3 separate regions of the Mus musculus genome follow, and all the other regions are linked to region 3. A link is a loop called in an ENCODE intact Hi-C map of the cell type or tissue named here. Cell type or tissue: heart. All regions are shown on one strand. Each heading gives the region's core, and the rest is flanking DNA. Links, peaks and the distances in the headings are about the cores only. Region 1 holds the start of Swap70 (SWA-70 protein). Region 2 overlaps Tmem41b (transmembrane protein 41B). Region 3 holds the start of Wee1 (WEE 1 homolog 1 (S. pombe)).

What was found. A loop is a pair of places that touch in the nucleus more often than their neighbours do. Peaks named below come from ENCODE experiments on the same cell type or tissue, not always from the same donor. Only the 100,000 strongest peaks of a DNase experiment are listed, where the experiment ranks them.
Region 1: a loop joins it to region 3, with 6 times the contacts of the local background. A loop is called at or near these places in 1 of 42 quality-filtered maps.
Region 2: a loop joins it to region 3, with 2.5 times the contacts of the local background. A loop is called at or near these places in 1 of 42 quality-filtered maps.

The regions. Positions count from the first base shown.
Region 1 is chr7:110,217,151-110,224,670 of GRCm38, forward strand. It overlaps Swap70 (SWA-70 protein), which reads left to right and starts at 4,553. Exons shown (of 12, transcript NM_009302.3): 1 at 4,553-4,759. The coding sequence starts at 4,661. In heart, for the core only: CTCF peaks have their summits at 4,101 and 4,745; DNase peaks (open chromatin) are centred at 4,641 and 5,081; H3K4me3 peaks cover 2,456 bases; H3K27ac peaks cover 1,742 bases.
Region 2 is chr7:109,965,444-109,972,963 of GRCm38, forward strand. It overlaps Tmem41b (transmembrane protein 41B), which reads right to left. Exons shown (of 7, transcript NM_153525.5): 7 at 6,744-7,520. Among named protein-coding and RNA genes, the nearest start is that of Dennd5a, 8.8 kb to the left of the region's middle. In heart, for the core only: a CTCF peak has its summit at 3,550; DNase peaks (open chromatin) are centred at 2,928 and 3,788.
Region 3 is chr7:110,118,969-110,126,488 of GRCm38, forward strand. It overlaps Wee1 (WEE 1 homolog 1 (S. pombe)), which reads left to right and starts at 3,091. Exons shown (of 11, transcript NM_009516.3): 1 at 3,091-3,957; 2 at 5,488-5,693; 3 at 6,839-6,899; 4 at 7,028-7,200. The coding sequence starts at 3,382. In heart, for the core only: a CTCF peak has its summit at 4,060; DNase peaks (open chromatin) are centred at 2,863, 4,093 and 4,983; H3K4me3 peaks cover 4,682 bases; H3K27ac peaks cover 4,229 bases.

The sequences.
Region 1 (7,520 bases), core at 1,418-6,417, 98 kb after region 3:
CTACTGGCTGTTTGCTCAACTCCTTAGTGTTCCTTAGCATGTAGAAGCATGTGACTCTGTTTGCATGGTGCTCTTCCCATGGGCATGTTTATGTCCAAATTCGTCCTGTTTATGTGGACACCAATCATATCAGATCAGAATTATCTCTAAAAAGACCCCATCTCCAAATGTGATTTTACTCTGAAGTATTGGGGGCTAGGACTTCAGCATGTGAATTTTGGGGATGACACTATCACCAGCTTTATTCTTTCTTTCCCTTACCTTCTTCTTTCACCTCTGTAGAAAGACTGTCTTGTGTATTGCATGGATGCATCACCTGTCCATTAAAAAACCCGTGGCCTATAGGAAAGGGTAGAATAGAAGGTGGGACATCTGGGAGGTAGAAAGAATTCTGCGGTGGAGCTAGGCATTGCCTGAGAAGATGTGAGTAGTCTAACGCTCAGTACCTGAGCACAGATAACCAGCCATGTGGCAGAAAGTAGATGAAAATAACGGGATAATGTAAATTATAATTCCAGTCAGAGAAGAGCCTAGTGATATGGCCAAGATATTTGTAAATATGTTTTTTTTTTTTTTGGTTTTTTGAGACAGGGTTTCTCTGTGTAGCCCTGGCTGTCCTGGAACTCACTTTGTAGACCAGGCTGGCCTCGAACTCAGAAATCCGCCTGCCTCTGCCTCCCGAGTGCTGGGATTAAAGGCTGTAAATATGTTTGAATCTGAGTCTATTTCTTTGAGCATGGGGCTGGGAGGAAGAGACAGGCTTAACTTCCCCACCCCCTCTCTCCCTCCATGTTTTGAGGTTGGGTCTTTCTATATAGCTCAGACAGGCCCTGACCTCACAATGCAGCTCAAGTTATCCCTGAATTTGATGATCTTCTTGTTTCAGTCTCCTGAGTGCTAGAACTTGAAATGTGTTCCCTGTGAGGCCTGGCCAGATGGCTCGGTGGTGGTGGTTAAGAGTGTGTACTGTGCTTGTAGATGATCTGAGTTTGGTTCCCAGTACCATGGTGGCAGCTCACAACTGCCTGTAGCTCCAGCTTCAGGGAGATATCATACCCTCTTATGGTCTCCTTGGATACCTGCACACATAAAGCACACACACACACATGTAAATATAAAGAATTTTTTTTTTTAATTTTCAGGAGGAGGCTAGGTGTGGTGATGTATACTTTTAATTTTACCACTCGAGGCAGAGGCAGAGGCAGAGGCAGAGGCAGAGGCAGAGGCAGAGGCAGAGGCAGAGGCAGAGGCAGAGGCAGAGGCAGAGGCAGAGGCAGAGGCAGAGGCAGAGGCAGAGGCAGAGGCAGAGGCAGAGGCAGACAAAAGGGCTATGAGTTGGAGACCAGCCAGGCCCTTGTCCATATAGGAAGTTCCCCCAACCCTAGCTAAAGCTACATAGTGAAAAACTGTCAAAAAGGGGGGTGGGTGGAATTTTAGGGAACTAAATTGTAGTTTGGCTAAATTGCCATAGGACAAATCCGTTATATGAGCCATATTGTGATAGTGTGTGCCACACTAGGTTTTCATTTAAGCCTCACATTATTTTAATAGCACTCTACTATCATGTTTATTTAATCATGCTAATCATTTAACTATCATGTTATTTAATAGTACTCCAGATAAATAATAGTACTCCACTCCATTTTACAAGCAAGGAAATGAAACTTCATATTTATTCATATTTAGTCATCTAAATGGGAAAGCCAAGATTCTGCCCCCATCTATGTAGTAACCACCCATCTTCCCAACTGACCCCAGATGACTTGTGCCTACTGATCTTCATTTAATAGTTTCACTCCCAACTAAATAGGACGAACCTGAGAAATTAGTAAGACATTGAACAAGTAAGTGATGATGAATGACATTCAGGGCAGGATTAAAAAAAAAAAGACACTGTAGGAGCAAGGTGTGGTGGTTCTTATTTGTAACACTAGCAAATAAACTAACTAACCAACTATGCAACCTAAAAGAAAAAGAGGATTATAAAACTAGGCACTTGGAAATAACAGAGTAGCCCAGAGTAAAGGCTGTGAAATATGCTTAGTGTCTGGAGTCTCAGTGTCATCCAGTGGCTAAACCGAACCTTCAGTATTAGGGTTTCTTCCTTCTTTCCTTCTTTCCTTCCTTCCTTCCTTCCTTCCTTCCTTCCTTCCTTCCTTCCTTCCTTCCTTTCCCTCCCATTCTCTTTCTCTTCACCTCCCCTTTTCCTCTTTCTCTTTCTTCCCCTCCTGAGGCAGAGTTTTGCTCTGTAGTCCTGGAATGCACTGTGCAGACCAGAGTGGCCTCAAACACGTAGCCATCCCCTACGCCTCCTTACCGAGTACAGCTGCATATTGCCATGCCTGGTTTAGTTTTTTTCTTTTTTTTTTTGTTTTTGTTTTTGCTTGTTTGTTTGGTTTTGCCACTATTTAGGGCAAGCTGAGTTGGCATAAATAAATTAGAGGTTAAACCATGTTTTTTGCTGACTGAAGACTTGGGCTGGAGCTAAAGAAGAGAAACAATAGAAACCACATTTTGGGAGGGCAGAGTAATCCTGACCAGTGGTAATGAAATAGCGTGGCACCCTCAAGGCTGTTAAAGTGAGGAAGAGGTGACATCATGATCCCTTTGTTTTGTTCCCACCTTCTGCTCTATGTGATTCCCTGTTGGTATTCTGTCTGGACTCTACCCCCATACAGCCAGGTATACTTCTTCCATAGTTACCTGGCAACAGCCAGGTAGGCATGGCCCACTATAAAAGGGGCCGCTTGGCCCCTCCTCCCTCTCTTGCTCTCATATGCTCTTGCCTCTCTCTTGCCTCTTGCCCCCTTGCTCCCCCTCGCTCCATTCCATTCCCCCCCTCTCTCCACGTGGTCATGGCTGGCCTCCATTTCTCTACTTTCTCCTTCTCTCTGCCTTTCTCTGCCTCTACAACTCTCTTAACTCCCCTCCCCATGCCCTGAATAAACTCTATTCTATACTATACCATGCTGTGTGGCTGGTCTCTCAGGGGGAAGGGATGCCTTGGCATGGGCCCGCAGAGGTACCCCCTTCCCCCACACCCAGATAGAACATATTCTTATAGCTCTTTCTCTTTTTATGATCACAATATTCCCTCTGCCCTTAAACTCATTGATGCAGCTTATTCTTTTTTTTTCTTTTTTTTTGACTCTTTCCAAATTAGTTTATCTCTCCTGTCCCCTTTAAAATAAGACATATGTGGACATCAAGAAGTTTATTAATTTACAGGCAGGGTTTCATTTAGTCCTGGCTAGCTTCAACCTCCATATGTAGCTAAGGATGTCATTGGACTTCTGAATTCCAAGCGCTGGGATTACAGACATGCACCACCATGCCTGGTCTAGCACCGTGTAGTGCTAAGGATAAATTCAGGGCTTTGTACATGTTAGATAAGAGCTCTACCAACTGAGCTACACCATAGGCCCAAAGGAACTTTAAAGAGGAAAAATAAACTACACTTTGATCTGGGAATCCCCTGCTTTTGACTTTTGATAGTTATCCTTTCCATAGTGTCTAAGGATTGTGCTATTGTGATGAGATTCAAGTTACCCAGTCACAGTCACTACCCCAGGCAGTGGGAAAGAGCCTTCTGGACCATCTGGTATCTATGCTCTTTCTATTTGTGGAGAATTTGAAGTCAGAAGAGTTCAAGTGTAAGAGATGCCATCTGGGCACTTCTCTAGGTCTGGATGGATTCTTTTAAGTGGTCAACCATTCTCATTATTAAAATAGATGGAGTGATTTGCATGATTTCCAATAATGGGAGCACAATCCACCAGCGACAGCAACTTTACCTCCGTGAAGCTCTTCCTAGGATGTGAACTGATCCTAAGCGGCAGAGGTTAGAAAGAAAATGTTGCTGGGCTTATTAACTTCTATTTTACTCATTTATTTATTTATTTATTTATTTATTGTAGGTGTGTGGGCATGCGGTGGAAGTCAGGAGACGACTTGCGATTCTCATTCCCCTATGTGGGTTTAGGAGAGAGAACTCAAAATCGTTAGGTTTGGCATCAAGAGCCTTTATCTATGAGCCTTTATAAGCCTATCATTGACTTCTTAACTCTTCTTAAAACTTGTTGCTCTGCCCCTAGAGGCCACTACAGAGGGCCATCAATGCATATTTGCAAAGTGCATGAAGCAACTTTCTTAGATTTCTATTTTTGTTTCTGTCTCCTTCTTTATCCTTCCTGATTTGGGACTGAGCATTCCAGGCTCTGCCTGGACATTTTTCGGGGTCTTGTCTGGCCTCTTAAGACCGTGACTCCATCCCAGGACTGAACCAAGACTCCTTTAATAACTGTGAGACTCCTGCAAAAGCCTCAGTGGCTGATCACTCCAGTCTTGAGTGTTCCTCGGGCTGGTGGGCATTCCTTTGGGAGCACATGCGAGCTTTGAAAATGGCCTGAGTTGGTGTGGAAACCCACCACAAGGACTTTGCGTGTTGTTTACGTCCCCGTAGTGGGCAGAGGGTATCCCAGGGCTGGTTGGTAAGACGGAGGGGCGGGACCAGAGGGGTGTGCCCTTTGGGAGGGCGGGGCCTGCAGCGGTCAGGTGACCGCGCGGCGGGCCGAGTCTTCTGTGGGGATCCTGCAGGAGGCAGAGGCGCTGAGTTGCCGACTGGGCTGACCAGGTCTGTTAGGGCAGCGCGGCCGCGGCCATGAGGGGCTTGAAAGACGAACTGCTCAAAGCCATTTGGCACGCCTTCACCGCGCTCGACCTGGACCGCAGCGGCAAGGTCTCCAAGTCGCAACTCAAGGTGAGCCCCCTGCCGGCGCTCTTCCTGTAGGGCACGGGACCCGCGGCGGTGTCCGCAGGGAGGGCTGCTTGGGAATGTGGCGGGGCGGCGGTCCTCACTCTTCCTCAGGCCTCCGGGCGGTGCGCGGGGGTGGACGCGCTCCTGCGGCTCCCGCGACGGCCGAGGTGCGCTCCGAGAGGCGCCGCGGGACCCGCAGAGCGTCTCCCCCCGCCACGGGCTGTATGGGGGCCCGGGAGCCTCAGGCTCGCCTCCGGGACGCTGAGCAGAGCCTCCCCGCCCCGGCGTCCGCAGACCTTGGGGCCAGTGAGAGCGCGTGCGGAGCGGCCCCGGGTCTTACGGGCTCCCTGCAAAGGCCATTGCTTTTGCAGAGTCCTCCTCAGGGCTGCCTAAAGACTCCAGAGTATGAGGTACGCATAAAGGGATACTTGTAAGTCGAGTAAACCCCAAAGTGGCACCCAGCCAGGAGAAATTGGCAGCGTCTTGAAAAGCCTGAAATATAGAAACAGACAAGAGGAGCCATTCAACAGGCATTTTTAAAATATACACATTTTGGATCTGAATGACTGGGTTTTCTTAGCCTCTTCTAAGAAAAAAAATTTCCGAAGTTTGGGTTTGCTTTGTATATTTTGTGTAGTAAATGAGGAAGTTCTTTTCAGTAGTGACTTTTATTGCCAGCAGGATCTGGCGGGCTCACTTGTTTTCCTTTTGATCTTATTCATTAAATCATAGTCTGGAAGGACCGATGGAAATTAGTCACATACTTTTACTTTAAAAAAAGTAATATACGGGGTCTTGGAGAGATGGATGCTCCGTGGTTAGGGGCGACTGCTCTTCCAGAGGTCCAGAATTCTGTTCCCAGCACCCACGTGGGATAACTCACATAGCTATAGGGGTAGCCTATAATTCCAGCTCCAGGGGCTGCCTCTCGCGTCTGTGGGCAGCAGCACACACATTTTCACATGCACGCTCATAATTTAAAAATAATATTTAAAAAAGTTAATAATAGGTTTTTCTGGTGTACAGTTCAACGAGTTTTAGCACACGTAGGAAGTAACTATCACTAACTAACTAGGATTTCATCAGTTCTGTCCCACAAAGCTTTGTCATACTGCCCCATCTCCAACAGGTGGTAACCACGGATCTGTTCTAGTCTTCCTTTTTCAAGTGTGATATGAATTGGATCTTCTGAAACCAGCTTCCTTTACTCAGATGAATGCCTTAGAAGTTAACCTATAGTATGTGTATTGTTATTGCTAGGCTAGTACATCTTATAGGTGTGCCATAGTTATCCATTCACTCTTGAAGATTTGTTATTTCTAGTTTATTCGTGATTCTGAATAGAGCTGTAGGACTTTGTTTTTACTTTTACCTATTATAATTTTTAGATAGTGTGTAGCCAGGTTTTCTTTTAACCATTCTGAGGTATCAGAGTATTTATTTAGGCCATGTATGTATAATGTAATGATTGATATTGATAGATTTAGGGTTGCCATTTTATTATGATTGGCTTCTGTTTTCTTTCTTTCTTTCTTTCTTTCTCTCTCTCTGTATACTTAGAATGACCATTTTGCCACTTTAAGGGGAATGTAGAAATCTTATGCCATGTAAGATCCATTACTCTTCCTGCTTTATGTTGTAATTATTGTGCTTATTACTCTACATACATTGAAAATATCTTCCTCCTCATTCCTCCAACCCTAACTTTTAAAGAACTTTAGAAAATAGCTCCTCTTTCCTCCAGATAGTTCCAGGGTATCCCTCAATTTTGTTGATATGGAAAGTGAAGCTTCAGAGATGTGATTTGTCCCAAGTTACAGTAGCTAGTTTAGAACCAAGATTATCTCTGCCTGTCTGTCTGTCTGTATCTATCTGTTTTGAGACAGGATCTCTCTACATAGCCCTGGCTGTCTTGGAACTCACTGTGTAGACCAGGCTGGCCTGGAACTCACAGAGATACACTTGCTTTTGCCTCCCTAGATCTGGGATTAAAGGGTGTGACACCATGCCTGGCAAGATTTTCACATTTTAAAGCCAGTGTTGCTTAATCTGCCCTCCCCTTTCCAGTTGATGACATAACATTTTATTACTTTCATTGCACTCCAATAAAAATTTGAGGAAAAGAACCTAGGGGACTGACTGACTTTCTTTCTTTCTTTCCTTCTTTGTTTCTTTCATTAAATGAAACCTCTTCTGGTCCTAGAGAACTTAGATTTCTTTAATGTCTTTGTGTGTGTCTATATGTGCAGATCATTTCTGTGGTTGTCCTGTCGCAGTGCAGATATGGAGATCAGAAGATAACTTTCAGGAGTCAGTTTTGTCCTTCCATTTGTGTGGATTCCTAGGGTCAAACTCAAGTCATCCGGCTTGGCAGCAAGTACCTTTTAGCCACTGAGCCATCTTGCTGGTCCCTTAGGGGATTTTTGGCAGCTAGGCTGGAAGTGTAAACTCTTAGTTCATAGTTTTCAACCACATGCTGGTAGCACATCTGTGAAGTTGTATTTGATCTGTCCTGGGACAACATAAGAGAGTTTGGATTAATGTATACATCTTGCCAGTGTTTTTGGAACTGAAAATATTTTAACTTAATTTTTTTCTTGGTGTCTGACTCCATTTCATTGGGGGAAAGGTGTGTTTTGGAACTAATGTGTTGATTTGTGTATAAGGTACTATGTTAATTTAATAAAAGGTTAGTAGTTGTAGGCTGTTAGGATTTTTTTCTTCTCTATATTGGGGATGGGACCCAGCATACTAGGCGAACACT
Region 2 (7,520 bases), core at 1,397-6,396, 150 kb before region 3:
TCAGAAGCTCAAAGTCATTTTTGGCTAAATAGGGAGTTCAAGGTCAGCTTGATGCTGCCCTATTTTTAAAAAAATAATTTATTTTTATTTTTTATTCATTGGTATTTTGCCTGCAAGCATGTCTATGTGAGGGTGTCAGAAGCCCTCCAGACAGTGTGAGCCGCCATGTGGGTGCTAGGAATCGAATTCGGGTCCTCTGGAAAAGCAGCCAGTACTCTTGACTGCTGAACCATCTTTCCAGCCCCATGTGAGCCTAATTTTTTTTTTAAAGATAATATTTAGGGGCTGGAGAGATGGCTCAGTGGTTAAGAGCACTTGATCTTTTAGAGGACCAGGATTCAGTTTCCAGCATGCACATAGAGGAACAGAAACAGCTGCAACTCTAGTCCCAGCAGATCCAGCCCCCTCTTCTGGCCTCTGCAGGCACTGCACACACACTGTACACAGACATACATGTACACAAAGCACCATCTTAGTAAGGGTCTCTGTTGCTGTAATGAAACACCATGATCAAAAGCAGGCTGGGAGGGAAGAGTTTACTTGGCTTATACTTCCATATCACCATTCATCTTTGAAGGAAGTCAGGACAGGAACCTGGAGGCAGGACTGGTGCAGAGGCCATGGAGGAGTGCTGCTTAATGCCTTGCTCCATATGACTCTTCGTTTTGTTTTGTTTTGTTTTGTTTTGTTTTGTTTTGTTTTGTTTTTTCCAGACAGGGTTTCTCTGTGTAGCCCTGGCTGTCCTGCAACTCACTCTGTAGACCAGGCTGGCCTCAAAGGAATCCACCTGTCCTTCAGCAGTTTGGCATTTTTAATTTATTTGACACAGTCTCACTATGTAGTCCAGGCTATTAGGCTACAGTCTCTGAAGTGGTCAGCTTATACACATGTGTCCCCATGCGTAGAGGTCACAGCCATCTCTGATTTTTACCTAAGAAGTCAGACATATCTCACATTCCCACACCCTACAGGCCAACTTGCCCCTAACACCTTGCTTATAAACAGTACTCCTCCTGTCTCTCAACAACACACATTCTAAAAGAATTGAAAACCAGGCCACACACCCCCAAAACTGCCTGCCTGGAGCAAAGTGAAGCCCCTATGCTGGGCTTCCTTTTACAGTTCCTAGTGGATGGTCCTAACCAGGGCCTGGCTCCTCCACGTTCTTTTCTCCCGTGTGAGATCCCAGACAAAGTCTCATGCTGAAAAAAGCCCCATGGGCCCCCCCAAAACAAGCACACTCCACTGTTTTTGTTTGTTCAGTGACTTCTCTGAAGGCTCTTTTGAGGAGCCTTTCTCGGCCATCCTTTTTATGGCAGCTCCATCTGGTTCGCTTTTGTTCTTACTCTGAACTAAACCTCTTAATGAAACTTTTTTTTTAAAGATAGGATGAGTGTTTTGTCTATGCACTATGTGTGTTCCTGGTGCCTACAGAGATCAGAAGTGGGTGTTGAAATCCTTGGACGTGGAATTACATATAATTGTGGGCCACCCATTTGGGTGCTAGCAATTGAACCCTGCCTGGTTCTCTGCAAGGGCAAGTGTCTTAAGTACTGAGCCATCTCTTCAGCTACTTAGTTCTTGAGAAAAGTTCAGTACCTCTGGCTAGCCTGAAACTCCCTATGTAGACCAGGCTAGTAAACTCTAACCTCTACCACCTGCTGCTGTCTCATGCACCAGCACTGCCCAGCCACCCAGCCTCCTCTCCAGGTTTTAAAGGAAAAGTGTCTCTTTCCTGTTTAAGCCCCTGTTAAACTGTTTCGAATATGGTGTGTGTGTGTGTGTGTGTGTGTGTGTGTGTGTGTGTGTGTGTGTGTATGTGTGCATGCCCTTGAGGAAGCCAGAAGTTATTGAATTGCCTGGAGCAGATGCTAAGGGCCTAACTCCTGACCTCTGGAAGAGCAGAAAGCACTCCCAACTGATGAGTCCTCTCTCTAACCATATTATTTTTCTTTTTGTTTATTGTTGTTTTGTTTTTTCAAGGCAGGGTTTCTCTGTGTAGTCCTCGCTGTCTTGGAACTAGCTCTGTAAGCCAGGTCGGCCTCGAACTCAGAAATTTGCCTGCCTCTGCCTCCTGAGTGCTGCCAGCATTGCCCGGTTTATTGTTTGTGTGCTAATGGCCTCCCACCTCATAGCCTGGTCACTGACTACATCATGGAGGCCCTCTCTCTCTCTCTCTCTCTCTCTCTCTCTCTTTGTTTGTTTCTTTCTTTTTCGAGACAGGGTTTCTGTGTAGCCCTGGCTGTCCTGGAACTCACTCTGTAGACCAGGCTGGCCTCGAACTCAGAAATCCGCCTGCCTCTGCCTCCCAAGAGCTGAGATCAAAGGTGTGCGCCACCACGGCCGGCTGAGGCCCTTTCTCTTAACAAAGCTGATTCCTGGAGAGCAATTGTGTGTCTGCTCCTTCGCTGAACCAGCAACCACCTCTGCTTCATTTTTTATTTAGCCTTTCAGCCACATAACTGGCAGCAGCAAGGAAGCTCCCAAATTGGTCAGCCGCAGGCAGCTTCTGATGCTGCAACAAGAAAGGATGAACTGAGAAAGAGGAACAAGTGTTACGTCACCCGGTGTTACAACTTCCCCAAAGTAGTATGTGAACGTGTGAATGTGTGTATGTAAGTGTATGCCTGAGGTCCTTTTTTTTTCTGTATGATTGACTATTCTGGTACAGAACTGATCTTGTAAATAGATGTGTATGTAGATGTGTTTGAATGAGTGTGTTTGTGTGGGGGGAGGCTAATGTAGGGTAGGGTGGTCGGACCCAGAAAGCAGAGGAATATCTTTGGCTCTCCAAGCCCAAGAGACACTAATAGTTGCTCCTCTCAGCCCTTCCCCTCCTCCCATGTCCCACTGGACTGAAAAGCTTTTCAGAATCAGACCAGATGGGCCTCTTGTGTGCTGCACCCGGCCTTTTTCCTTAGACTGTGAATACAGTAGCACCGTTATTCTCATCAGCTTGGGGACAAGAGCATCCTGGGAAAGGCCGGATGGCGTAGTGAGGGAGAATGAAAAGCCTTGGACCGGATCCCAAAGGGAGCTATATTTAGCTGTAGCTGAACTCTGAAAGATTTTTGTCATTTTTGAGACAGGGTCTCACTATGTATCTTTGGCTGGCCTGGCCTGAAACTCTAAATAAGCCAGGCTGGCTTCAAACTCACAGCTATCTACCTGTCTCTGTCTCCAGAGTGCTGGGGTTAAGAGGCATAAGGCACATAAGGATTCTGAAAGACTCTGAGACAGGGTGATGGAATTGTCATGTATCTCGGTTGTAGTAGTGGTTACATAATGGATCATGAAAGACAATTCAGAACTACCCACTAAATATAGTAAATATCACTAATCTGAAAATACATACAACTTATAACAGAGTATTTTAGGATTTGTTGTTGTGTGGTCTTTTGAGATAGAGTTCCAGATTGCTCAGGATGGCATCAAACTCACCTCAGGTTGTAAATTAGTATTTGTACCTCTGGCTCCTAACACCCTGAGGGTAAAACATAGCATAGGCTGCCTGCTAACTTTTGTACAGACTGTTTCATCAGATGGGTCTCATTGTAGACACCATTAATTTGCACAGTTACTGTAACCATCTTCCAAAAGGTGGCAGTAGAGTATCTGAAGAGAGAGGCATTACCCCCCCACCCCCCACCCCCGCCACCACCACCCCCCCACCCCCCCCACCCTCCCACCCCCGCAACACTCACACAGAGAGCATGTGCTCCTAGCAGGGCTGCTGGATATATGCCAGCATGTGGGGCTCAGACAGGACACAGATTTGCAGAGCTTAAGTCAGCATCTGTTCTGCTCTTCCATCAAGGCTTTCCCTGTGCTTCTGCTCCATTCTCCTCTCACCTTTGACCCTCATCATCTGGTTGCTAGCACAGAGCTGGAAATGGCCAGTGGGTAGGCAGCATCTATACCTACCTTTCTTCTATGCCCAGGGCCACCTTCATTGCCTTTCCACTCATGCACAGGAAACTGTGCTCAGAAGGACCACACACTTGGTTTAATGATATGTGATGAGAGACTAGTGCATACAAAATGAAGCTCTGTGAGCCACGAGTGTCTGGTTTTTTGTTTGTTTTTCTGCTTTCATTCCTTTAAAAGTTCATAAAACTATCTGAGCAGAGAATTCCAGGATCTGTGTGGTTTGGGGGAATTCAGAAATCCATGCCCAGAACAGGATGAGCATCTATGTCAACTTGTCCACCAGGAGTAACTGAAAAATCTCACAAGGAATGCCTGTCAGTCTATTAAGGTCTGGGACACAGCCCATTGGCAGAGTGTAGATCAGGCTGAGCTCAAATTTACTATGTACTGAGGGTGACTTTCATCCTCTGAATTATTCTGCCTCCACCTAGTAAATGGTAGGATTACAACAAGCAGGACCAGTTTTCACAAGTGAGGAATTAAATGCATGGCTGTGTGCATGCCAAGGAAAGCACTCTATCAACTGAGCCACAATCTAACACCTCATTTACTGTGGAGCTTTAGTTCTTGGCTTTTTGGGTTTTTTTTTTTTTTTTTTTTTTTTTGGTTTGTTTTTGGTGTGTAATTTTTTGTTGTTGTTTTGGTTTTTTGTTTTTCTAGACAGGGTTTCTCTGTATAGCCCTGGCTGTCCTGGAACTCACTCTGTAGACCAGGCTGGCCTCAAACTCAGAAATTCACCTGACTCTGCCTCCCAAGTGCTGGGATTAAAGGTGTGGAATCCTATTCTGAGTTCATGAGTCCATCTAGCTTTCTTGTACCTCCCAGGGATCTGGTCCATTAATTTTCCTCCCCAGATATTTGTTTTACATTTTTTAAAGATTTATTTTATGTATATGAGTTCACTGTAGCTGTCTTCAGACACACCAGAAGGCACTGGATTCCATTACAGATGGTTGTGAGCCACCAAGTAGTTGCTGGGAATTGAACTCAGTACCCCTGGAAAAACAGTCAGTGCTCTTAACTACTGAGCCATCTTTCTCCAGCCCCCTTCTTCCTTTTTATTTTTAAAACAAGATGTAATTTTATAGTCCTGGTCTGAAATTCACATAACTTCAGCATCAGGTTTTGGGATTACAGGCTCATACCATCTTTTTAAATTTTAAAACAAAAATTGAGTTTTTTTGTCTCTATGTGCCCCTTGGAGCTGAAGTCATAGGTGTTTGGAGGACATGGGTACTGGAATCCAAACTCTAGTATTCATGCCGAGCAACAATCCATCTTGAGCTGGGCGTGGTGACGCACACCTTTGATCCCAGCACTCTGGAGGCAGAGGCAGGCAGACTTCTGAGTTTGAGGCCAGCCTGGTCTACAGAATGAGTTCCATGAAGGCCAAAGCTACACAGAGAAACCCTGTCTCGAACACACCCCCCCCCCAAAAAAAATCCATCTTGAGTGTTGAGCTCTCTCCAGAGGGCCATAAGGACTTAAAGATTTATTTTATGTGTGTGTTTGCCTTCATGTATGTATGTGCATTACATGGGTGCCTGGTACCCACGAAGGTTGGAAAAGGCCATTAGATTCTGTAAAAGTTACAATCTGTTATGGGGCCATGTTGGTCCTGAGAATCAAACCTTGGTCCTCTTAACCTATGAGAAATTCCTCCAACTTTGATATACTTGTAAAAACACCTAAAATTGCTTCCTTATGTCCTTTGTTGCTTAATAGATCTGGGATACAGCTAGCAGCTCAAAATCAACTCCAGACCAGACTGTCCCATTACAATACTACCAGTGACTGTATGTTACCTGTGGTCAATTTAAAAGCCACAACACAAACCTTGTAGGCATTCACCAAACCTTTATTTAAAAGAAGCAAACCTGGAGTCTTGAGGACAGGAACTCACCATCACTGATTCAATTCAGATCTCTGGCTTCCCACACGGAGTGCTTTCAACAGCACTTCTGTGAGTGTAGAACACTGACAACCTGGGCTTTGCAATGCTAGCAGGCTTCAGGTTTCCAGACCCAGTTTCTCCCTTATGTCACTGGGTACAAACTGGCTACCCTCACCATTTACTATCCTGCAAACCACCGCCACCTGACACCTTTACTCTTTCTCTTGCTGCATGGCTGGGGATTGAACTTAGGGTGGCACAATACACACAAGACACGCACACTAACTACGGAACCACAGTCCCTGATACTCTTCCTTTTCTTCAGACATGAGTTTGTGGAAATCAGACCAACCTTACTAGTCATGGGCCATGTTTCCATTCTTAAAGAGATTATGGTTATCTGAGGAAAAGCCACCTCTCCAGCCCTGTGTGTGTTTTTGAGACAGGTTCTCACTATTAGCCTAGGCAGGCCTTGAATGTGTTTGTCTCTCTAGCCACAATCTAGTATTTCAGGTAAATATCCCCATGCCAAAGAGTAGGTCTCTTTAGTCCTACTCTTTGTGTTTTCCCCACAGAGGTTAACCTAGAAGTCTGAGATATGGTAGAAAAGCTTTACTACTGAGCTGTAGCTCAAACCGAGAGAGGAGAGACACCAGATTTTTTTTCTGTTGGTTTGGGAGACAGGGTTTTATTATGTAGCTCAGGCTAGCCTTGAACTTCTATTCCTTTTACCTCTATCTCTTGAGGGCTGGGATTCTAAATGTACCACTACACTGAACTTTTTTTAAACTTTGCTTTAATTTTAAAAACTCATTCACTGAAGGACATCTGGGTTGCTTCCATTTTGGTCTACTATGAACATAGCTACTAACCAGGGAAACTGGATCACTCAAACATCATTGGTGGGAAAATTATCTTCGGTTTTTAAAATATGAAATGTGTTTTTATTTATGTTCATTACATGTATGTGAGGGTATCAGAAACCCTGGAACTGGAGTTACAGACAAGTGTGAGCTGCCATGTGGGTGCTGGGAAATGAACCTGGGTCCTCTGGAAGAGCAGTGGTGGTCTTAACCACTGACCCATCTCTCCAGCACCCCATATACTGATCTTTAATCTTATTTTGAAACACTTCTAATAGACTTACATATAGTTCTAAGAAATAAAAGGCTTCATAAAAAATGGTAATTAAAAAAAATCACCACCCAGCTAGTTTACATTTATTAAGATCATGGATATATTAGATTCAAAGTAACAAAGCTCCAGGAAATAAATAGTCGTAACTAAGAAGGAAACTGTCTTTGTCAGTGTATGCCTAGTTAGCCTGCTTGCCTTTCCATTACAATAGGATGTTTTGTTGGGATTACTAGGAAATCTCTTATGGCTGTGGTCAGGCTTAAATCCTAGGGTGCAAGGCCCTGGGATCTCTGGCACCGAAGATAGGGAGTGTTTCAATCTTGGACGACTTACATTTGTCATTATATCAAGTCTGTGCTCAATGAACACAGGTGGCATACAGGTGATTGTGGGGTACAATCTACTGCTGAGATTTTTTTGCCTGAGACAAGGCCTCAGGCAACGCAAGCTGTCCACAAGCTCCTTATCCTTCTGCTTCGGCCTTCCAAGCACTGGGCATTAATTAGTCACAATGCTTGGTCCAAGTTCTTTCTTGACAGCCAAGGGTAAAATGTTAACA
Region 3 (7,520 bases), core at 1,389-6,388:
GTTTAAAATCTTAAATAGGCAAATTGACTTGGAACAAGAAAACAAACCATCAAATATCATAATTAAGGGCTCTTTATCAGTTAAAAGATAATGAGCACCAAAGCCACAAGAGAACAGTGCAACAATAAAGGAGACTGTTTAGTCCCTGAGGGTGGCAGGGATGGGAGCAAATGCCTTGCAGATGGATGCAAGCTGGAGAAGGCACTAAAGCAGAGCCTTGGGCCTGGGTGTGAGCTTGCACAGCCGCAGAGCTTTGATTATTACATGTATTCAAAGCTGGTTATTACCGGTGTGTGTGTGTGTGTGTGTGTGTGTATGAAAGAGAGAGAGAGAGAGAGAGAGAGAGAGAGAGAGAGAGAGAATATTACACTGTGTGCATGTGTGGAAGTCAAAGGACAACTTGTAGGAGTTGGTTCTCTCCTCTCAGCATGTGGGTCCTGGGGATTAAACTCGGGTTATCAGGCTTGGTGGCAGGTGCTTTTGTGCTTTTTACCAACTGAGCCATCTTGCTGGCTGTAAACAGAATTCTTACATAGGAGAGGCTCAGAAACATCTATTGAATTTGGGACAGGTATGTAAGGGGTTTTAATGTTCCCCTTCACCTAAAAAGCACAATTTAAGATATAGATCATATTACAGATAAATTAAAGGCAGTTTTCTAAACTTACTTTTATTTATATGTCCTGTAAAATTAAGAAAATGTCAACTGTCCATAAAAAAGTGTGGAGAAGGGGAGGTGTGAAGAGGAGGTGACAGATATCCCCTCCAGGGCTCTCACCGCCATCAGGTGTAAAGTTCTTATCCTACACAGAATTAAAGGCAAGTAAGTGTGTGAGCCAGGTGTGATGCACCTTGGAATCCTGAATCTCCACTGATAGAGACCTACAATCACAGCGAGAACAACCAGCTCAACATAATTACAGTTTGGGTTAGCGTACGAAAAGACACATTTAGACAGCTGTGGTTACTTCGAAGCACCAAGTAGGATCTCAGGATCCTTCATGCCATGTTCTTAGGTACTAAAATGGGCTTTTATTAAAAATTCAGCTTGGCAGAGCTGACAGATGGCTCAGAGTGAAGGCCTTTGCAAGCCTGAGTTTGACTACTACAATTCAAGTAAAGGTTAATGTCCTTCACAGACATACTACAGCACACTTACATAGTAGCATGTACACAAACACTAATAATCATCATTTATTCTTGAAATAGGGTCTTACTTGGTAGTTTCAGCTGGATGGTAGTTTCTGCTTGCCTCTACTCCTGAGTGCTGGGATTAAGTGCCGCCCAGCCTGGCAATAATAATAATTTTAAATTTTAGCTTGGAAGCTGGACCTGTGACTCATACTTGTAATTGGAGGGCTTAAAAAAAAAAAAAAAACCAAAACCTCAGATGAACTGAGAATCTCAGAAGAGTTGACATTGACAAGCTGATAAAAGTTGCCCACAAGAAGATCACTATAACAACCTCCTTTGTATTTATGCTTTTGAGATACTATTAAGTGGAACAGATCTGCATATGGAAACTTCCACTCTAGAAGTTCTCTTTGAAACTGCCAAACTCACTGGCCTGCGTTGTTCTAAGTAAAGGGCAATTTGCTTCTGTTGAGCTCAATCTTACTTTCAGGTCACCCTGATCAACCCATCTAACAGCAATGTCAGAACTCCCAAGTCAAATGGATCCCTGTGAGTTAGTGGTCAGCTAGGGCTACACAGTTTTCTTATCTTGAAAACAAAACAAGACAAAACCAAACCAAACCAAACCAAAGATCAGTCCATCAGCCTGGCCTGGCAGGTGCACAGGTCTATAATCCCAGCACTCTGGAGGTGGTTCAAATAATCGGGCTACACGGCAAAGGCAGGTCTCAAAAACAAAAATCAGTTTGACTTTTCAGCCTTTGAAGTGTTAAAAAAAGCTCACACACACATTAGTACTCCTAACTACAGTAAATGACAACAGAAGAGTATAATAGGCTATTATCCAGATAATGTGAATCTACATTAAAAAACATCAAGCTTTCTACTGATGGCCTCAGTTCCCCAAAAGTGGGTTCTAATTTCCTAGTGAAAAAGAAACCTACTTTTCTGTATGACAGTCTGGCCTCAGTAATTCCCACTCCAGCAGAGAATGCTAAAAAAAAAAAAAACAAAACCGTAACAAGGAGAAATGATTGATCATAGCATACAAAATAGGAACACACTTGTTGTAAACAGATTTAAGTTACGGTTGAGAAGGTTGTGGAAACTTATTTTTTCCTGGAAATTATGAGACAGGACCACTACAGAGCAAAGGGGTTTTAAACTTCTGGTCCTCCTGCCTCAGCTTCCAGACTGTTTGAATCACAGGTGTGTGCGCCAGCACTCACCTCTGTTACACTTCAGTTTTGTTTTGTTTTTTTTCTCTCCCGGGACCAATCAGTTTGGCTAGCGCACTCTCACGTGTAAGCGAACAAATATAAACACCACGGTTGCAGGTCAGGCATTCGGGCTTGTGGCAGGACCAATTATCACGGATAAGTCTGGCTGTGAGGGACACAAGACTGTGTGAGAGGCCACCTCTGTGTCCTAGTCCTGCAGCTCATTATCTGAGTTTCGCGCTGGGCAAGGTCCAGAGCTCGGTCACTGTTTCCGGCTCGGACCGCGACTATAGAACGTGACTGGACACAGCCACGCCCAGAACGCCCCAGGGGTCGGGCCTCAGAACCTGGGGTTGGACCAGGCTTCTAGGCGTCCCCAAAGGCTGCACGGTGTCCGGATGCTTCTGAACCCGGAGACAGGGAGGCCGACCCAAGGCCAGCACTGGGCAGTAGCCGCCGTCCTCTCGCCCCTCCTCGCAGGGCGGCTCCCGGCAGGCTCCGGTCCTCTAAACATAGACTCTGGGTGGGGTTCTGTGCAATCCAGGCCCACTCATTGGCCCGGGATGCCGCGACCCGCCCACGACTGGCGGCGCGCCTAGGCTGTGGGGCGGAGTCAGCGAGTTCCCGCCAAAATCGCGTAGCTGGTTCCTCCCCCGTGGGCTACGTCGCGCCCTCCCTGTTTTTTCAAACCGGGGCTGGGCGGGGATTGGTGGGCTGGGCCCTCACGTGGTTAACGGTCGCGGGAAGCCGCGGAACCCGAACTTGCGGACGAACTTGCGGAGCCTTTCGCCAGCACTGGACCGGCCAGTCTCCGCTGGACATCCCGCGCCGCAGCCGTCGCCGTCGCCCCGTCGTGAGCTTGACGGGCCTCGGAGTTGCCGCCGCGCAGGCCCGCTGCAGCCTCAGCCCGGCGCGCCCGATCGCACGTGGCGGACCCGCCCCCTGTGCCAGCCGCGACCTGGACGCCGCCGGCCTCTGCTCGCCGGTCCTGTGTTCTCCCGTGCTCCGCCGTGACTGCAGCCGGGAAATGAGCTTCCTGAGCCGACAGCAGCCGCCGCCCACCCGCCGCGTAGGAGCCGCTTACAGTCTGCGGCAGAAGCTCATCTTCTCGCCGGGCAGCGACTGTGAGGAAGAGGAGGAGGAGGAGGAGGAAGGCAGCGGCCACAGTACGGGGGAGGACTCGGCCTTCCAGGAACCGGATTCGCCCCTGCCTTCTGCACGCAGCCCTGCCGAGGCCGAGGCCGAGCGCCGCCGTCGCTCGCCCGGCGCGGAGCCCAGCAGCCCGGGAGAGCTGGAGGACGACTTGCTGCTGCAGGGCGGCGGCGGAGGCGCGCAAGCGGCGGGTGGAGGCGCCGAGGGCGACTCTTGGGAGGAGGAGGGTTTCGGCTCCTCGTCGCCCGTCAAATCACCTTCGACCGCCTACTTTCTGAGCAGCCCGTTCTCGCCAGTGCGCTGCGGCGGCCCAGGGGATGCCTCCCCGCAGGGTTGCGGGGCTCCGCGAGCCATGGACGACCCCTGCTCGCCGCAGCCCGACTACCCGAGCACCCCTCCGCACAAGACCTTCCGCAAGCTGCGCCTGTTCGACACGCCGCACACTCCCAAGGTAATGGAGGGGGCGGAGGAGCCGGCTCCAGGGCCTTTAAAAAAAAAGGCCGCGGCGCTGCAGCCCTGCGCGCCACTGCCCGGGTTCGGTTACATAACCGCCCCGCCGCACCCCGCTCGCTGTCCTGCGCCGCCACTCAAAAAAAAAAAAAAAGTTGGCAGCCCCCCTTTTTGGCTCTGCCTAGAAGTTGTCGGTTAAGATTATGTAACTGAACAATGGGCCTGGTCTGTAACTACTCCACTTTACAAAGGGCCTGGTCCCCGCTGTCCAGGTGGTTGAGTATTGGGTCTCGGTGGTCCGGTGTGCCAGGGTGCCGGATTGCTGCTGGCCACCTGACACTCCGAGCCATATGGTGCCTGTTAAATCCGGTGTCCGGGCCTGTAATTTGGGGGGCACGGATGGAAGGAGTTAGGTTTATTAAAGGGTTTGTTCCAACCCCCTGGACTTGTGGTTCCATGTGATATGGCATTAGAGATTCTGCGCGTCCTTTTGAGTCTCTGTGTTTACCGTCGTGAACTCATGGATATTCCAGGTTGCTTTTGATTGTCTTTCGGGATTTAGTATTACGGAAGCTTTGTGTTTATTCTGGAGTTTCCCCTGCCGTTTTGTTGGTCTGTGTGTCAAAACTAATGTGTCTTAAAGCAGAGTGTGTTCAGAACCCGTTTGGAATAGCCGGTGAATATGCATACTGTCATGGTAATACTTGAGAAGTCACAAAAACATTAAGAGTAGACAATTTCCAAAATAAAGACAGGCATGGTACCTGTAAGTTTAACACGGGAAATAAGCCCCCCTTTTTTGAGAGAACGTTTCTCTGTGTAACCTTGGCTGTTCTGGAACCTACTTTGTAGGAACTAGGAACTCAGAGATCCTCCTGTCTCTGCCTCCCGAGTGCTGGAACTAAAGGCGCCCTACCATGCCCCTCGACATAAGCCTTTTAAAGGGAATCTATTGATTTCCATGCAACTTTAGTCTTAAATCTCGAACATCCAGGTGCTTTTGTGCTTTGCTAATTTTATAGGCGGACAGGCCCAGGGCACCATCCCCCTTAGTAAGGGGAGGAGTCCAGGGAGGTGGCCTGCAAAAGCCTACTTGAGGTGGAGGTGGGGATTTTTTTTTTATGAGAGTGAGTGTTTTTATTTTTAGAATGTTAAAAGAGCCTGTTAATTTTTAGCTACTGATAAGAACTTTTTGTGTAGTCACTGCAAAAGGTCCATTTTAGGATTAGCTACGGGTTTTTACTTTGCTATCTTTTGCAGATAAGTAGTTAGTATTCAACCTGACTCCTAAGTCAGCCGCCATTGGTTTTACTTGAAGTATAACTAAGGCTTGTGTGTTGCCCCCTCCCTTGTTCTTTTCTTTCCCCAAGTCGGGTAACGGAACCTCTCCCTGCATGGGTTCTAGTGCAGAGCTTCATTCACAATGTGCTGCTTTGGGCTACATACTTGGCCACTTAGGAAGGCAAGTTGGAGGTTATATAGAGAAGACTCCAGAAGACTGGGTCCTGAAGATTGTATTTCCCTTTCCTAGAGTTTGCTTTCCAAAGCGCGAGTTATTGATTCCGGCTCTGTTAAACTCCGGGGTAGTTCTCTATTCATGGACACAGAAAAGTCAGGAAAAAGAGAATTCGATACACGGCAAACTCCCCAAGTGAATATTAACCCCTTTACTCCGGATCCTGTACTGCTCCATTCCTCAGGACGGTGTCGTGGGAGAAAGAGAGCGTATTTTAATGAGTAAGTATAGTTTGGTTCCTCTGCACACCTAAGGTATATACTATCACAATTAGGTGTCTGTCTGTCTGTCTTTCTTTTTTTTTTTTTTTTTTTTTTTGCTTTTTCAAGACAGGGTTTCTCTGTATAGCCCTGGCTGGCCTGGAACTCACTTTGTAGACTAGACTTTCAAACTCAGAAATCCACCTGCCTCTGCCTCCCAAGTGCTGGGATTAAAGGCGAGTGCCACCATGCCTGGCACACAATTAGGTTTCTACTGAATGGCATGAATGTCTTCACTCTGAAAGTTTTTCTTACATTAGCACTTAGCTCTCAGGAGACAGATAATCAGTTACAGGAAAGAAGTGGTCTGAGAAAGGGAAAGAATAAGAATTGGTGATTCCTATGCCTGGAGAAGTGGCTTAGGCGGCTTAGGTGTTGAGCTCTTGTTCTTGGGGTTTAGTTCTCAGCACCTATGTGGCAACTCACAAATGGCTGTACCTCTAGTTCCAGGGGCTCCATTGACCCTTCTGATTATTCAGGCACTAGGCATGCATGTGACTTTGATACCCACAAAACGCTTTACACAAATCTTTAAAAAAAAAAAAAAGCCTAGATTTCTTGTCAGGTTTATGGTGTCAACTAATGGGAGAGAGTTGTTGAGCTCAGGTGGCAAGAGAAGAGGTAGCTACAGCTCATACCTTTGGAGCCAGTGCTTCGGAACCTTCCTAATGCCTTGACCCTTTGACCCCTCAACTAGAGTTATTTCCTTGCTATAACTGTAAGTGTAACTGTAATTTTGTTTCTGTTATGCTTTATAATGTGAGTATCTAATATTGAGAACCATTGTTCTGAGCTATTTTGGTGGCCCGAGACTTCATTTCTTTTTTTTTTTTTCCCTTCTTTTTTCTTTTTAGTTTTTCGAGACAGGGTGAGACTTCATTTCTAATGCTTTAATTTTTGTCTGTGTGATGCCAGTCTAGTTAGTGAGCTTAACTCACTCAGTAGGGACTTTTTTTTTTCTATCATTTGAGTTAGATTTTTTTTTTTAGGGTTACAAAATAAGATGCTTTCTCTTTTGTTTGTATCCATTAAAAATGCCCTTCACTCTGTAGTTAGTAGGTAAGGTCTCAAGTTGATGTTTTGGTAAAAACCCACATTTTTTTCAGTTCCTCTGAAGACATGGAAGCCAGTGATTATGAGTTTGAAGATGAAACAAGACCTGCCAAAGTAAATAACTTTTTATTATTTAAAAGTTAATATATGTTTGCATGTTAAATAAACTGCAGAACCTAAGGTAGAATGATATTTCCAAGTTTCATATCTTTGTATTATACATGGATACTCTTCTTTTACAGAGAATTACAATTACTGAAAGCAACATGAAGTCACGGTATACAACTGAATTTCATGAGCTGGAGAAAATTGGTTCTGGAGAATTTGGTTCTGTGTTTAAATGTGTGAAGAGGTTAGATGGATGCATTTATGCCATTAAACGATCAAAAAAACCATTGGCTGGCTCTGTTGATGAGTATGTATTAAACACTTTTGGTTTTTGCTCTTTATCCCCTTTGTTATTAATAAACATTAAGGTTTTGGGTAACCAAATACCTAATGCTTTTATTTATTTATTTTTAAAGGTTTATTTTATGTATATGAGTACACTGTAGCTGTCTTCAGACACACCAGAAGAGGGCGTTGGATCCCAATACAGATAGTTGTGAGCTACCATGTAGTTGCTAGGAGTTGAACTCAGGACCTCTGGAAGTCCATTGCTTTTAACTGCTAGGCCATCTCTTCAGCATCCTAATGGTTTTGTGTAGCTCAGACTAGCCTAGGTGAGCTCACTGA